Regions from separate parts of the Homo sapiens genome. Here region 2 is linked to region 1. The links are chromatin loops, found by intact Hi-C in ENCODE. Cell type or tissue: heart left ventricle. All regions are shown on one strand.

Region 1 (8,000 bases):
TTTAGTTGCTCCAGTGTTGGGTGCATGATATGGTTTGGCTCTGTGTCCCCATCCAAATCTCATCTTGAATTGTAATCCCCACGTGTTGAGGGAGGGACCTATGATCCCCATGTGTCAAGGGAGGCAAGTGATTGGATCACTGGGGGGCAGTTTCTTCCATGATGTTCTCGTAATAGTGAGTTCTCATGAGATCTGATGATTTTATAAGTGTTTGGAAATTCCTCCTTCACTCTTCTCTTTCCTGCCAACTTGTGAAGAAGGTGCCAGTTTCCCCTTCGACCATGATTGTAAGTTTCCTGAGGCCTCCCAACCACATGGATCTGTGAGTCAATTAAACCTCTTTCCTTTATAAATTACCCAGTCTTGGGTAGTTCTTTATAGCAGTGTGAAAACGGACTAATACAGTGCATATTTATTTACAATCGTTATATCCTCTTGCTGGATTGACCCCTTTATCACTATATAATGACCGTCTTTGTCTCTTTTTACAATTTTTGTCTTGAAATCTATTTTATCTGATTAAATGTAACTACTCCTGCTCTGTTTTGTTTCACTGACTTGGAATATCTGTTTTCGTCTCTTTATCTTCAGTCTATGTGTAACTTTATAGGTGAAGTGTGTTTCTTACAAGCAACAGATCATTAGGTCTTGTTTTTTAATTCATTCAGCCACTTTATTTCTTTTGATTGGAGAGTTTAGTCCATTTACATTTAATGTTATTATTGATAAGTAGAGACTTACTACTGCCATTTTGTTATTTGCTTTCTGGTTGTTTTGCAGACTTCTCTTCCTTTTTTCTTTCCTTGTCTTCCTTGTAGTGAAGGTGGTTTTCTCTGGTGGTATGATTTAATTTCTTGCTTTTTATATTTTGTGTACCCATTTTATTTGTTTCAGTTTGAGGTTATTACAAGGCTTGCCAACACAATCTTATAACCTGTTATGTAAAACTAATGGCAACTTCACTTCACACTGATTGCATAAAGAAACAAACACACAAAAAGGAACCTAATAAAAACTCTATGCTGTAACTTTGTCTCTCTAGTTTTAAACTTTCTGTTGTTTTTCTTTTTATCTCACTGTACTATCTATGTCTGGAAAAGTTTTTGTAGTTATTATTCATTGGTTCATTATTTAGTCTTTCTACTTGGTTTATTTATACACTCCAATTACAATGTAATACTATCCTGTGCTTTTCTGTGTGCTTACTATTACCAGTGAGATTTGTACCTTCAGATGGTTTCTTCTTGCTCATGAACATCCTTGTCTTTCAGATTGTAGAGCTCCCTTTAGCATTTCTTTTAGGACACGCCTGGTGTTGATGAAATCCTTTAGCGTTTGTTTGACTGGGAAAGTCTTTTTATCTCCTTCATGCTTAAAGGATATTTTCACTGGATATACTATTCTAGAGTAAAAGTGTTTTTCTTTCAGCACTTTAAATATGTCTTGCCACTCTTGTGGCCTGTAAGGTTTCCGCTGAAAAGTCTGCTGCCAGATGTATTGAAGCACCATTGTATGTGATTTCTTTTCTCTTGCTGCATTTAGGATCCTTTCTTTATTCTTGACCTTTAGATTATTAGATGCCCAGAGGTAATCTTCTTTCTGCTTGCTGTTCTATAAGCTTCTTTTACTTGAATTTGATATCTTTCTCAAGGTTGGGAAAGTTCTCTGATTATTCTTTTGAATAGACTTTCTACCCCTCTCTTTTTATCTACCTCTTCTTTAAAGCTATTAACTCTTAGATTTGCCCCTTTGAAGCTGTTTTCTGATTTTGTAGGCATGCTTCATTTTTTCTTATTCCTTTTTCTCTCCTCTATGTATTTTCAAATAGCCTGTCTTCAAGCTCACTACTTCCTTCTTGATCAGTTCTGCTATTAAGAGACTCTGATGACTCTGATGCATTCTTCAGCATGTTATTGCATTTTTCAATTATAGAATTTCTGCTATATGTATGTGTGTGTGTGTGTGTGTATATATATACATATATATATGTATATATATACATATATTTAAATTTATTTTATTTTATTTTTTGAGACAGGGTCTGGCTCTATCACCCAGGCTGCAGTGCAGTGGTGGGATATCAACTCACTGTAAACTCCACCTCCCTACTCATTCTGCTTGATTTAAAAAAAAAATTTAATCCTTTTGTTAAATTTATCTGATAAAATTCTGAATTTCTTCTCTGTGTTATCTTGAATTTCTTTGAGTTGCCTCAAAACAGCTATTTTGAATTAACTATCTTAGTTGTCATATGTCTCTGTTTCGTCAGAATTGGTTCCTGGTGCCTTATTTAGTTCATTGGTGAGGTCATGTTTTCATGGATGATGTTTATACTTGCTAATGTTCTTCAGTGTATGAGCATTGAAGAGTTAGGTATTTATTGTAGTCTTCACAGTCTGGGCTTGTTTGTGACTGTTGTCCTTGGGAAGGCTTTCCAGGTATTTGAAAGGACTTGGACCCCAACCCCAATAAGGCTGTGTTTTTTGCTGACTCGTAGAGGTACCATTTTGGTGGTCTTAGATAAGATGTGGAAGAATTATCTGGATTACCAGCCAGAGGCTCTTGTTCTTTTCCCTTTCTCCCATACAAACAGGGTCTGTCTCTCTTTGCTGAGCCACCTGCAACTGGGGGTGTGGTGATGCAAGTAAGTCTGTGGCCACCACCACTAGGGCTGCACTGGGTTAGACCTGAAACCTGCACAGCACTAGGTCTTGCCCCAGTTTCTTCCCTTCAGGGCCGTGAGTTCCCACAGGCTCCGGGAATGTCCAAAGTGCTGTCTGGGAGCCAGGGACTGGAGTTAAACAGCTTAGCAATTTTCCTGATATTCTATTCTACTGTCATTATGCCTGCACTCAAACCACAATACAAAGTCTTTCCTACTCTTCACTTTCCACAGGCAGAGCTGCCTTTCCCTGTGGCCACCCCCACCACCGGTCCACAGGGGATTCCTTCAGGCCACCACTGATGTTTACTGAGAGCCTAGGGGCTCTTCTGTCAGCTTGTGATGAATGCTGCCAGGCCTGAGACTCGCTCTTTAGGTCAGTGAGCTCCCCTCTGTCCCAAAGCACATCTGGAAATGCTGTCCAAGAGCCTAAGCCTGGACTTTGGGACCCCAAGAGCCAGCTTATTGCTCTACCCCCATGTAGCCGAGCTGGTACATAGGATGCAAGACAAAGTTCCCTTTATTTTTCCCTCTGCTTTTCTGAAACATTAGTAGTATTTCACTGTAGGCACCATAGCTGGGAATATGCTGGGTCACCCCTGAAGCTAGTAAGTCTCAAAGCCCAAGACACATGGTATATTCCCTTCGTTATCACTGCTGGTTATTCAGGGCCCAAGAGTTCTTTAATCTGCAGGTGATGAATCCTACCAGGACTGGATCCTTACCTTCAAGGCACTGGGTTCACTTTTGGTCCAGGTTGTGTCTAGAAATGAAATATCATCTGAGAGCTAAGGCCTGGAACGGGGCCTCATGACTCTGCCTGGTGCCCTATCCTACTGTGGCTGAGCTGGTATCCAAAATGCAAGTCAAAGTCCTCTTTACTCTTTGCTCTCCTCTCATTAAGCAGAAGCAAGGAGTAACTTTCATTGCTATGAGCTTCACTCCCTGGGGTTAGGGCACGGCTAATGCAAGCACTTCCTTAGCCACGCAAGCTGGTGTGTCTCTAGGTCATGTGCCACCCTAGTTCACTGGCCCTGAGCCCAACCCAGCACTAGGAGGAGCCTAGAAATTGCCGTCCTTGTGTCCTAGACTTCCTTTCAAGTTTATCTAGGAACCCAGTGTACTTTAGCCTGCGTGGCGAGGCTTGCCAAGAAACTCATGTTCTGTCCCCTGGGATATGTCATTCCCCTCTGGCTAGGGCTGGTCCTCATGCTCCCTCTATGGAAGGAGCCCAGCATAGCTTTATTCTTTGCTCTGACAGGGCAGCACTGAGACCAATGTAAAGTTCTCCAGTCGTTGAGCTCTCCTTCCCCAAAGTGCAGTTTCTGTCTGCAGTGCATGGCCACTGCTGGGCGATGGGGCAGAGGTGGCATCAGTGATTCAAGTCTGTCTCTCCTGCCCCCCTCAATGCCTCTTTCCATGATATGAAGTTAAAAACAAGTACTGTGATCGCTCACCTGATTTTTGGTTCTAGTGATGGTGCTTTGCTATGTGCAGATAGTTGTTAAAATTTGGTGTTGCAGCAGGGTGGACAAACGGGATAGGCCTCTATTCTGCCATCGTGCTCTGCCCTCCTCTGATGTTGATTTTTATGTTACATATGTCAATTCACACTCTCTTATGGAGGCTGAGGATATTAGTCACTTGTATGTTCCTTTTATTTTCTCTCCCCTCACCTCCTAATTTTTAGTTATATTTTAATTTTCATATTGTCTAAATTTATAACATTCATGTTTATAATCACATTTCTTATAGTACTTGAGTATTTGTTCTTTATTTAAGTGAATTCAATACTCACTCTTCATTTTCCCCAACTTTATTAGTTGGAACTTAATTTCCAGATTCTTTCTTTTGACTCAGTTCTTAATTGGCTGCATTTCATGGTTATTCTTTTTCCACAAGGGGCTTATATGTGTTGTAAACTTAAAGTTCTTCCATGTTTAAGAATATTTGCCTGCTATCTTTATATTTGAATGGCATTCTGCTTAACTTTATATATTTTTTTCTGGGTGTGGAAATATATTTTCTCAAATTATTTTTTTTTCCAAATTGGATTTAGCACCAGGCTGCTGCTGACATCAGCATTCTGTTCTGAGGGGAGGGTGGAAGGCTTGCATTGCAATGGAAGGGCATGAGGCACTTGCTGCCACAGCAGATGATCAACAAATGAAGGACCATAACTGCCCCGTAGGAATTGAAGAATTCTTTAAAGATTGACTATTTGGGGAACACAGACCAAGGACATGCCCTAATTTTCCATTTTGGAAAGTCACAGTTCAAGTTGTAAATTTCTGGCTGGTCGTGGTGGCTCACACCTATAATTCCAGCACTTTGGGAGGCCAAGGTGGGCGGATCACTTGAGGTCAGGAGTTCGCGACCAGCCTGGCCAACAAGATGAAACCCCATCTCTACCAAAAATACGAAAATTAGCCAGGCGTGAGGTAGCACATGCCTGTAGTCCCAGCTACTCGGGAGGCTGAGTAATGGGAATCGCTTGAATCTGGAAGGCAGAGGCTGCAGTGAGCCAAGATCGTGCCACTGCACTCCAGCCTGGGGGACAGAGCAATACTCTGTCTCAGGAAAAATAAGTAAATAAATAAAGTTATAAGTTTTTGTTCTACAATTTCTGTATTTCATAAGATACTATAGAATTTAATTCACATTGTCTTCCCAAAAGGAAGAGGAAAAAAAAAAAACCCAGTTCTTCTTAGGAGTCTTTTCTTTTTTGGTCTTAAATGTCAATGATCACAAAAACTTCTGGGTTTTCTTTATTATAGACCTGCATTGCTGAATATGTTATAACTTTGACTTCGGTTCCCTGAGGGTGATTGGACAATGAAAATTCTTCTCTCCACCCAATTGATTGTAATTGGAAATGTCTTTGATCAATACAAAGTACTTTCACTTCCCAGGGTATGAAGAATTCATCAGCATTGGACTTATAAAGCCACTCATCTAAAAAGTGAAAAAGAAAAGTAGAAACTTCTTGGGTTTCTACTTCTATTGTTTGGAGAGGCTCCACAGTCCTGGTATCTATCATGTAACCAAATATGGCCATTGCACATTGCTCAAATGCTTCCTCCAGAGTATCTCCCCATGTGTGTAACTGGACATCTGCTGTATGATCCAAATACTCATAATTCCTATTAACTGGAGGATAGTTGGCCTTGATCGCCTTCTGTTCCTCAGTCAAATTGTAATCTCTAACATCTCCCTCTTTCTGTGCCATGACTGCCTTGCTTGACTTAATATTGTTGGGTAACACTTAAATTCCCTTAGAACTTTGCAGACATTGCTTTGTTATCTTCTGACTTTGAATGTTGCTTTCAGAGGACAGTCTGATATTTTCCCTTAATTTCTGATTTGCTTTTTGTGTCTTCTGCCTGTGATTTCTTTGTCCAAAAAATTCTTTAAGAGGAATATGGTTCAGTATTGAACATTATTTATCAAATTATCCTGGGACATAGTTTCTTGTTATAATCAGCAGATTCTGATTTTTCCTTCAGTTCTTAGAAAATTTTTTAGATTATACTTTGAAATACCACTTTCACTTTATTTTGTTTTTTCTTGCTTAGTAACACTTAATAATATGTTAGATATATGTTTGTCTTTCACATCTATTAGTTATTCCTTAGTTGCTTGACTTTCTTTGATCCTTAGCCTTATTTTTCCACCAGTAAGTACATTTTTAATGTTTTATTTTGTCCGGGATATTTATTTGTAATTTATTTATTATGTCTATAAAGCTTATGTTTTGTTCCTAATTTTGTTTATTTAGGACTTCAGCCTCTTTCCTTAGTCACTTTATTTTGAGTTTTATCTTATTTGCATTATGTTTTTGTTATGTTGTTCATTAGAAAAAATAATCATGAATAATTTTCTTTTACTCCTTGAGATACTTTTTCATCAGATGTTTTGTCTTTTCTATATTAACGTTTTATTTTAAATTTATGTATTAACTTATTTGTTGATTGATTGGTGCTATATGTTTGTATAACTACCATACTTTTTTGTTCCATTGTGTTCATTCTTAGAATGCTCTGTGCAGATATTCTGTTGGCTTAGACAACAGGATATCTTAGTGACTTATTTCCCTCTCCATTCTCTGTGTAAAGCTAATATTTCCCTCTCCTGAGCTACAGTTTGATTTTTGTAGAATATCCTATGGCCTATCATGAAGAGGAAGAGCTTATTTGAAATAGGTGAGGAGTCTTTCTTAGAAATCCTCATTTTTTTCTAAGATTTTGTTAAATATTTTCTACCAAGTTCATTCTATCTCATTAGACTATAGACAGTTCTCATGGGAAGATGTGCTTAGGCTTTGAATCATTTCCCTCAGTCATTTAAGAGAGTAGAGTCGAGTTTACTTCTGTTTTAGTGAATCAGCCGCATTTTTCAATTTCTTGCTTCACCAGTATTTGTTCTGTAAGTTTTTCTGGCATCTCCAGGTAGAAGAGGAAAGAGGTAACGTTACCTACTCAGTTTGTTTCTCTCTGTATTTGAAGGCGTTAAGAAAATTATCAGAATTTTGTCAACTTACCAATATTGCTTTGGGGGCATGGGGACATGATTAAGAACTAAGCTTTGTTGCTCCCTCAGTTCTAGAACCAGTTTGTTTTTGTTCCCCTTGGCAACCAATTTTTTAATGTTTGGTGATTTATGGTACATTCCTTACATTGTTTCATTATTTTTAAAAATTATTTTTTGTTATTTATTTATTTTTTGCTAATTTGTTTTTAGGAAATGAGGAAGGAAAAAATATGTAATTGCAATATCAGCCTACCATCCTAACCTGGAATCTATTTCTTAGTGTACTTTCTAATTAATTATGGAGATGCTTTCTTTGTTGTAACTATGGGTTAAGATTGCACTTTTTTTAAATTTGAAATTTAGTGATTGTGGTGGTGGGTAGTGTGTGTTCTTTTGTGTGTGAATGAGAGAGAATGATGGAGTAAACGTGGAATTGGTGTATGAATGAGAGAGAACGAGGAAGGTGGAAATGTGGAATTGAAAATTGAAGAAATGTTTCTAAAACTCTGTTGTGAAAGAGATTAAATTGATTTGATCTGAAAAGTATATATATTTTCAGTTTCGGTGAGGAATGATGGTGCCAACAGTAGCTAATATTTCATGAATCCTTATGCTATTTCAGTAGCTATTAGAGGTATATATAAGTAGCAACTAATTCTTACAACAAACCTCTGAGATAGTACTGATATTATCCCTCATTTTATAAGTTTGAAAATAGCATGAAGTAGAAATAACCTAGAGTTACAACTTGGATCCAGATCCAGGTAATCTGTTTCCCAATTACTAATCTATGAATTTGGTTCAAATT
Region 2 (8,000 bases), 60 kb before region 1:
TTTTAAAAAAGGATCTTATTAGGCAGTGCATGTAAAACTATGCAGTACTGTTTACAGAGCAAAGTAGGTTGTAAATTAAAGTTACTGAATTCTGAATCAGTGTTTTTTTTTTTTTTGAGATGGAGTCTGTCTGTGTCACCCACGCTGGAGTGCAGTGGCGCAATCTTGGCTCCCTGCAACCTCCGCGGTGATCTTCCCGCCTCAGCCTCCCCAGTAGCTGGGATTACAGGCACCCACCATCATGCCTGGCGACTTTTTTTTATTTTTGTAAAGACAAGGTTTCACCATGTTGGCCAGGCTGGTCTTGAACTCTCTACTTCAGGTGATTTGCTCACCTTTGCCTCCCAAAGTGCTGGGATTAGAGGCGTCAGCCACCACACCTGGCCGAATCTGAGTATTTTTTAACAGCACTCAAAATCCTCTTCATTTATTCGGTATTTCCAATGTAATTGCCCAATAGGTTCTTCTTGCCTGCTGCCAAGGTAGAGCCAATTTATGAATACTGGGGAATTGCAATAGGGAAAAAGTTTAATACACATACAGCTGGCTAAATAGAAGACTGTGGAGTTTTATTAGTACTCAGATCAGCCTCCCTAAAAATTTGGAGACTAGGGTTTTTTAAACATATTTTTTTGGTCAGAGTGCTGCTGATAGTTTGGGGATAAAATCATTGGATGGTGGAAAATGGTCCTCTTTTGCTGAGTCCACTTCTGGGTGAGGGCTACAGGACCCTTGAGTCATGAATCTTGAGTCTGGCTGGAGTGATCTGGTCATCAGAAATACAAAAGTCTAGGCCAGGAGCAGTGGCTCATGCCTGTAATCTCAGCACTTTGGGAGGCTGAGCTGGGTGGATCATCTGAGGTCAGGAGTTTGAGACCAGCCTGGACAACATGGCAAAACCCCGTCTCTACTAAAAATGCAAAAATTAGCTGGGCGTGGTGGCGGGTGCCTGTAGTCCCAGCTGCTCGGGAGGCTGAGGCAGGAGAATAGCTTGAACCCAGGAGGCGGAACTTGCGGTGAGCTGAGATCATGCCATTGGCACTCCAGCCCAGGCGACTCCATCTCAAAAAAAAAAAAAAAAGAAATGCAAAATGCAAAAGTCTTAAAAGACATCTCAAAAGGTGGCCAACCTTAGGGTCTACAACAGTGATGTTATTTACGGGAGTAATTAGGGAAGTTGCAAATGTTGTGACCTCTGGAACAATGGCTGATAACTATGCCTACATCTTAACAGAATTCAGGCACTTCTCATCCTCCTAACCTGGTGGAGCTAGACGAGGTCTCATAGATTAGCCATTTCTGGCCTTCATTTCCATGTAGACAAGGATAATGGATAACATTCACTTTTTCAATAGGCTCCCAAAGATGATTCCGTGGTTTTTATGTGCTAGCTATTAATGACTGCCCTTTCTGGGATACTAAACAAAATGTACCAAAATACAAGTAACACTGATGTCGTGTTACTTGTATTACTACTCTAATTGTTTTTAAGTGCCCCTTTTGTCAACTTTAGTGCTTTTTGTTTATACTATGTTACTTTCAACGTACCTCCTGTTTTACCGTAGTTGAGAAATACTTTTATAGTAGTTAATCTAGTTCTGTGATAATCCACCTTTTTTTTCTGGTCAAGTACATTATTATCATTAACAGTTGTTCATTATGATGATTCCTGAGTCCTAGTAGAATTTGAAACCTCCTTTGCAAAATTATAACTAAGGAAATTATGACACTGAAATATATCAGACCTAACCAACTCCATCTTGCTTTTAACCTCCAAGCTGTCCTTGTTCATTCCTAGGCGTAGGCCAAACTAGCCTTGACAAGGAATTTCATTTATAGTTTAAATAGTAGCCCTTCCCAAAAGCTAGACTGTTCTTGTAAAATGAATGAAAGGCCACCAGCCACCAAGTTAGGATGAGAGGGGCTGGAATTCTAAATATTACCAGACATTTTTCCAGAGGTCATAAGATTGCAACTTCTCCAAATACTCTCGAAAATAACATCACTACTGTGAACCTATGATTGGCCTTTAAGATGTCTTTTCGGGTTTTTGCATTTCTGACAACCAGATGGCCCCACCTGAACTTGCCAACCAGTTCTGTCCCCACGCCCCCGCCCCGAACTAACTCAGCATAAGAGGACAACTTTGACTCCCTATGATTTCATCCCCAATCCAAACAATCAGCACTCCTGACTAACTGGCCTCCTCCCCACCAAATTATCCTGAAAAACAAACCCCCAGGTTTTGGGGAGACTGATTTGAGTGATAATAAAACTCTTATCTCACGCACAGCAGGTTCTGCATGAACGATTTTTTCTCTATTGCAATTTCCCTGTCTTGATAAATCGGCTCTGTCTAGGCAGCGGGCAAGGTGAGCCCATTGGGTGGTTACAAATTGGGGAGAAATAAAAGGAAATATCATTTTCAAAAGCCCTCTGTAAAGAATCAGATTCTGGCTAAGAGTGTAGATCTTAAATGTTCTCACTGATATGACTCCGATGAGTGGAGGAACACCAGGGTTCTTGATCCTCATGCCAGTTTAGATAAAATGACACTGACACACGTGGAGTGGTTTTAAGGAGCAGAGAGTTTAATAGGCAAGATAGAAAGGGGAAAGAAAGAAGGAAGGAGCTCCCCTGTACAGAGACAGAGGGAGCGGGGCTCCAAAGCCAAGAGAGGGAACCCCAAATGCAGTGGATACCAGTCAGGTATATGTAGAGGCTGGAGGAGGTGGTGTCTGATTTGCATAGGGCTCAGGGGATTGGTTTGACCAGGCATGTCATTCACGTAGGGCAAAAAGGCTGGGCCTCCCACCCTAGCCTTTTAATATGCAAATACAGGGCACCATGATGTTCTACACACATGGGGATATGTGGGGGCAGCTGTGTTGCCAGGATCATGTGGGGCAAGGGCAAAAAGGCAGCGATAATCACCAAGTTTGGGTGGACCCAGTTTCAAATGGCCTAAATTTGCATATCAAAGGTTGCCATCAGGCTCAAAGAGCCAGGACTTTTACAAGAAACGTTTCTGAAGCAGCTTTAAAAATGAAAACTTCCCGAGGACCCCTTTTCCTCTCTATCTGCCTAAAATAATTTCTTAATAACTCCTACAGCATCACCACAAAGTGATAAGTATATGAGGCTATAGATATGTTAATTAGCTTGATTTAATTATTTTACAATTTATGCACGTATCAAATCACCTTGGATATATAAATATATACAATTTCTTTTTCTCAGTTATACCTTAATAAAACTTGGGCAGAGAGTGAGATAAAAGAATTAGATTCTGGTCCAATTTATTCCTGAATTAGTGAAATGCCCTTTTTCCTTTCTCCTGATTTTATCTCTGAGTACATACTAACAAATTTACTTTCCTAGTAGAGTGTCTTTATATTTTCTTTCCAGGAGAAGCTGTAGTTGTTTACTGTTTTGTCAAATTCAAACTTCTCTGCCTTATTTTCAAGGCCTCTTAATAGCTGTTTTATTTTCATTTATACTTATTTCCATGCTGACTTACAAATAGTATCCATATATGAGACATATGTGTTAAGCATATCACACTATCTTCTAGGTAGTTAACCAGAAACCCCAAACTGTGTGACCCTAAATCTGTTCCCCACATTCTCCTGACACTTTCTCTTCCACAGTGGGCTTTTATAGATAGTGAGTGTGAAACTGTTTACCAAGGTCCTGAATACTGGATACAACACAGTGCATTCTTTTTGGTAGTAATTATTTATTTCTGTAAATTCTTCATTTAGAAGCTCAGATTATAATTAGGCATTTAATTGAAACATCAGTACTGCCTTGTTTGCTGGCTGGCTTGTCAGTTTATTCTTGTTGCAGTGTATCAGATACTACAAAATTGAAGTTAAATTTAATTTTGGTTTCTTTTTATTTCTTTTTCTCAGAAAAGCTTACCTATTTCTTTACTTGAGAGCACTTAGAAAGTTGCTTGATCTTTCAGACTTGTCTTGTATTTCTATCCATTGGAACGGTACGCTATTATCCTATAATTGTTTGTGAAGTGCTACTAATTCGTGAGAACAGGATTCTATTTGCTAGTATTGTAAGTTAAAAAGGGAAAAAGAAGTTGGTTAGGGGCAGTGAGAAAGTAAAATAATGAGGGAGAACTTTTAAGAAGCTTTCTGTTGCTTAACCAGTCTCCTTAGCAAATCTGGACTGCTGCCTTAAGTACTCTGGCATTAGGCAGTTAGATTGCTCGGTGTGATATCAGCTTGTCACAAGAAGCTCAGCTGCCCACCTTTCAGTTTATTGCAGCCTGATAGGCTTTATACTTAACAAATTAAGCTGAATTTCTGACATTGAAAACAAAACCAGTCACAATGCAGTCATTATTAGAACCAACACTTGGAGCATAAGGTGACTTGATTTGTTTAATTTTTTTTTCCAGTTCTTGCCACACAGCACTAAATTTAAAAAAAAAAGTTTTTGTTTCCTTTGCATATTTTGAATTTGCACTTGCTGGTAAGGTTCACTTTTCGTCTGCTTGCTCTTTCTGTTCTCATTTGGTTTCTTCAGCGTGATTGACTGAGACATGGCTCCCCAACAAATAGCCATGACAAATCCCTGGAACCTGTGAATGTTAGTTTATTTGGAAAAATGTCTTTCCAGATCTTATTAAGATAAAGATTTTGAGATGAAAAGATAATTTTGGATTATGTGGGTACACCCTAAATGTTATCGTATGTATCATTATTAGAGATCGTTAGTGGGAGGCTACAGACAGAGAAATGGAGGACAAGGCAATGTGAAAATGGAGCAGAGAGACCCTGTTTTCTTTGGCCACAAGCCAAGGAATGCTGACAGCCACCAGAAGCTGGAAGAAGCAAGGAACAGAGTCTCCCCTGGAGTCTCCAGAAGGAGAATGGCTCTACTGATACTTTTATTTTGGCTCAGTAAAACTGATTTCAGACTTCTGGCCTTTAGAATTATGAGAAAACAAATTTATAGTACTTTAAGCCACCAAGTTTGTGGCAATTTGTTACAGCAGCTACAAGAAACTAATATATCCAGTAATGCTTTGAAAGTCTCTGAGTATTCTTAATGAAGTGTTTCTCCCTCTTTCAGTAACAGTGTTAAGTTATGATTTATTTAACAAGCAAGACCAGGTGCAGTGGCTCACGCCTGAAATCCCAGCACTTTGGGAGGCTGAGGTGGGAGAATTGCTTGAGTCCAGGAGTTTGAGACCAGCCTGGGCAACATGGTAAAACCCTGTTTCTACAAAATATGCAAAAATTAGCTGGGCACGATGGTGTGCACCTGCAGTCCTAGCTACTGGGATGCTGAGATGGGAGGATCGCTTGAACCCAGGGGGGTCAAGGCTGCAGTGAATTGTGATAGCACCGCTGCATTTCAGTGAGTGACAGAACAAGACCCTGTTCTCAAAAAAATTAAAAAAATAAAAACAAGTATTCAAATGTTTGTTGTATGGAAAATTGAATTAGGCACTGTTGAGGACTTAAGGAGGGTAGAGGTCCCTACTTTTAAAGTAGGAGGGTTGAGGAGACAGATTTGTGATGATTTTGACTCAGAAAAAAAGGTGCAAAATAAATTAATATTGTATTGATTTCTAATGGAGGTGAAATTAATAGGAATAAAATACCACTAGAGAGATGCACTGTTGATTGTTTATCAGTCCTGTTTTATTTCTGGGGCAAAACCAAGTTATCAAGTATTTCATCATTTATTATTTCAGTTATGTTGTAGATCAAACAATGGTTTAAAACAGACGTCCCCAACTCCTGGGCCACAGTACCAGTCTGTGGACTGTTAGAAACCAGGCCATGCAGGAGGTGAGCGGCAGGTGAGCCAGCCAAGCTTCATCTGTATTTATAGCCGCTCCCTATCACTGGCATTACTGCCTGAGCTCCGCCTCCTGTCAGATCAGCAGCGGCATTAGAATCTCATCAGAGCATGAACCCTGTTGTGAACTGTGCGTGCAGCTGATCTAAGTTGTGTGCTCCTTATGAGAATCTAATGCCTGATAATCTGTCACTGTCTCCCATCACCCCCAGATGGGACTGTCTAGTTGCAGGAAAACAAGCTGAGTGCTCCCACTGATTCTACATTATGGTTCATTATATAATTATTTTGCTACATAGTACAATGTAGTAATAAAAATAAAATGCACGGCCGGGCGTGGTGGCTCACGCCTGTAATCCCAGCACTCTGGGAGGCCGAGGCAGGCGGATCATGAGGTCAGGAGATCGAGACCATCCTGGCTAACATGGCGAAACCCTGTCTCTACTAAAAATACAAAAAATTAGCCAGGCGTGGTGGTGGGCGCCTGTAGTCCCAGCTACTCGAGAGGCTGAGGCAGGAAAATGGCATGAACCCGGGAGGTGAAGCTTGCAGTGAGCCGAGCTGGTGCCACTGCACTCCAGCCTGGGTGACAGAGCGAGACTCCGTCTCAAAATAAATAAATAAATAAATAAAATAAAATGCACGATAAATGTAATGTGCTTGAATCATCCTGAAACCATTCCCCCCCCTCACCCCCTTGTCTGTGGAAAAATTGTCTTCCATGAAACTGGTCCCTGGTGCCAAAAAGGTTGGGGACTGCTGGCTTATATCATGATGTTTATGCATAATATGTATTAGGACTTTGTATTATACTTGGTATGCATATATATATATACACACACACACGTATATATATACACATATATATATATATACGTGTATATATATGTATATATATATAGTTGGTATCAGCTATTGTCTCATTGAGAACATTGATAAATATTTGATAAGAGTTACTGAGTCGTTCTGGATTGAAAGGTCTTATTTCTGTACACCAGGAAAGTCATTAAGCATACTATGACTGGCTTTAGGTTGTGACTCTTGACAACCATAAGAAGTTACTGTAACATAAAGTGTATATGTCTTTGCTAATATATGTTTAAATTCAGAGACCAAAGCTTTATAGGTAGATGTATTATGAGGTTTGGAAAATTTAAATTCTGTAGATATCACCATTTCATAGCATAAACATAAGATACCTTATTTGCTCCTACTGAATGCTAAAATGAATGCTGTGTTATTTTACAGTTATTTATGTTTTATTTGGAGTTAAACTTTGAGCACTGAAATTAAAATCTCATTTTCATATTAACCATAAAAACTTATTCCATGAATACATAGTGCCAGTTTACAGTGGTTGTTATTCAGAGTAGAAGGCCCCAAATGGTTAAACAGCAGGAAAGTTTTCTGCTTTTACTTAAAAACTGCTGTTTTCTATATGGCTTATTTACCACATGTTTAATTCTTAATGTTGTGTGCTGTGGGATTGAGCATGCAGAAGTCAGCAGAAAGAGTTCTGGTTTTTACATCTAGAGCTTTTACTTGCTGTACAATAATAAAGGCACTATTTTATTGGGTTACTTGTAATTAACTTCACCACTAGGCATTCATATAAATCATTTGTAATCTGTTTTCTTTAGATTTTTATTCTTTTAAACTGGTGTAACATACTTGTTTTCTGTTGTCTTTTTACAAATGGATTGAGGTTGTAATTACTTTTTGGAATTACGCTGTCAGAAACCAACATATATGTGGATTCAAGAAATGATTGAGGCAAGCTAATGAATTTTATATAAGTTTATAAAGATTTGTTACTGAAATAAATATTCAGTAGTAGGATTGTTTTATTGCAAAACTTAATAAATAATGATTTTCTCTCGAGTTAAAAAGTGTCTAGACATTCAAAAAGTTAAAATGGAAGCAATCATTAATTAGAAAATATACTTTTTATGTTTTTCAAAATTCTGACAGTAAATATATGAGATTTCTTTGAACTCCTCCTTATCAACTTAAGTATATTAAAAAAAGTAAACATTAAACCTTCATGTGTTTTCCTGTTTTGCATAATATTATCTAATAAATGCCACTTTATTGACTAATACTTTATATCATTTTATGCTTAAAATTTTTTATGATTATTAGTTTAAAATAAAATAAAAATTAAAATAGAG

What was found. Hi-C counts contacts between places; a loop is a spot of excess contacts. Peaks named below come from ENCODE experiments on the same cell type or tissue, not always from the same donor. Only the 100,000 strongest peaks of a DNase experiment are listed, where the experiment ranks them.
Region 2: a loop joins it to region 1, with 2.7 times the contacts of the local background. A loop is called at or near these places in 1 of 110 quality-filtered maps.

Annotation. Positions count from the first base shown.
Region 1 is chr4:150,718,872-150,726,871 of GRCh38, reverse strand. The region is part of intron 36 of LRBA (LPS responsive beige-like anchor protein); the gene reads left to right. It also overlaps the pseudogene ZBTB8OSP1. Among named protein-coding and RNA genes, the nearest start is that of MAB21L2, 140 kb to the right of the region's middle. RefSeq lists a silencer at 3,621-3,915. In heart left ventricle, a CTCF peak has its summit at 3,869; a DNase peak (open chromatin) is centred at 3,741; H3K27ac peaks cover 1,067 bases.
Region 2 is chr4:150,779,336-150,787,335 of GRCh38, reverse strand. The region is part of intron 34 of LRBA (LPS responsive beige-like anchor protein); the gene reads left to right. Among named protein-coding and RNA genes, the nearest start is that of MAB21L2, 200 kb to the right of the region's middle. In heart left ventricle, no CTCF peak of the experiment used is centred here; no DNase peak of the experiment used is centred here.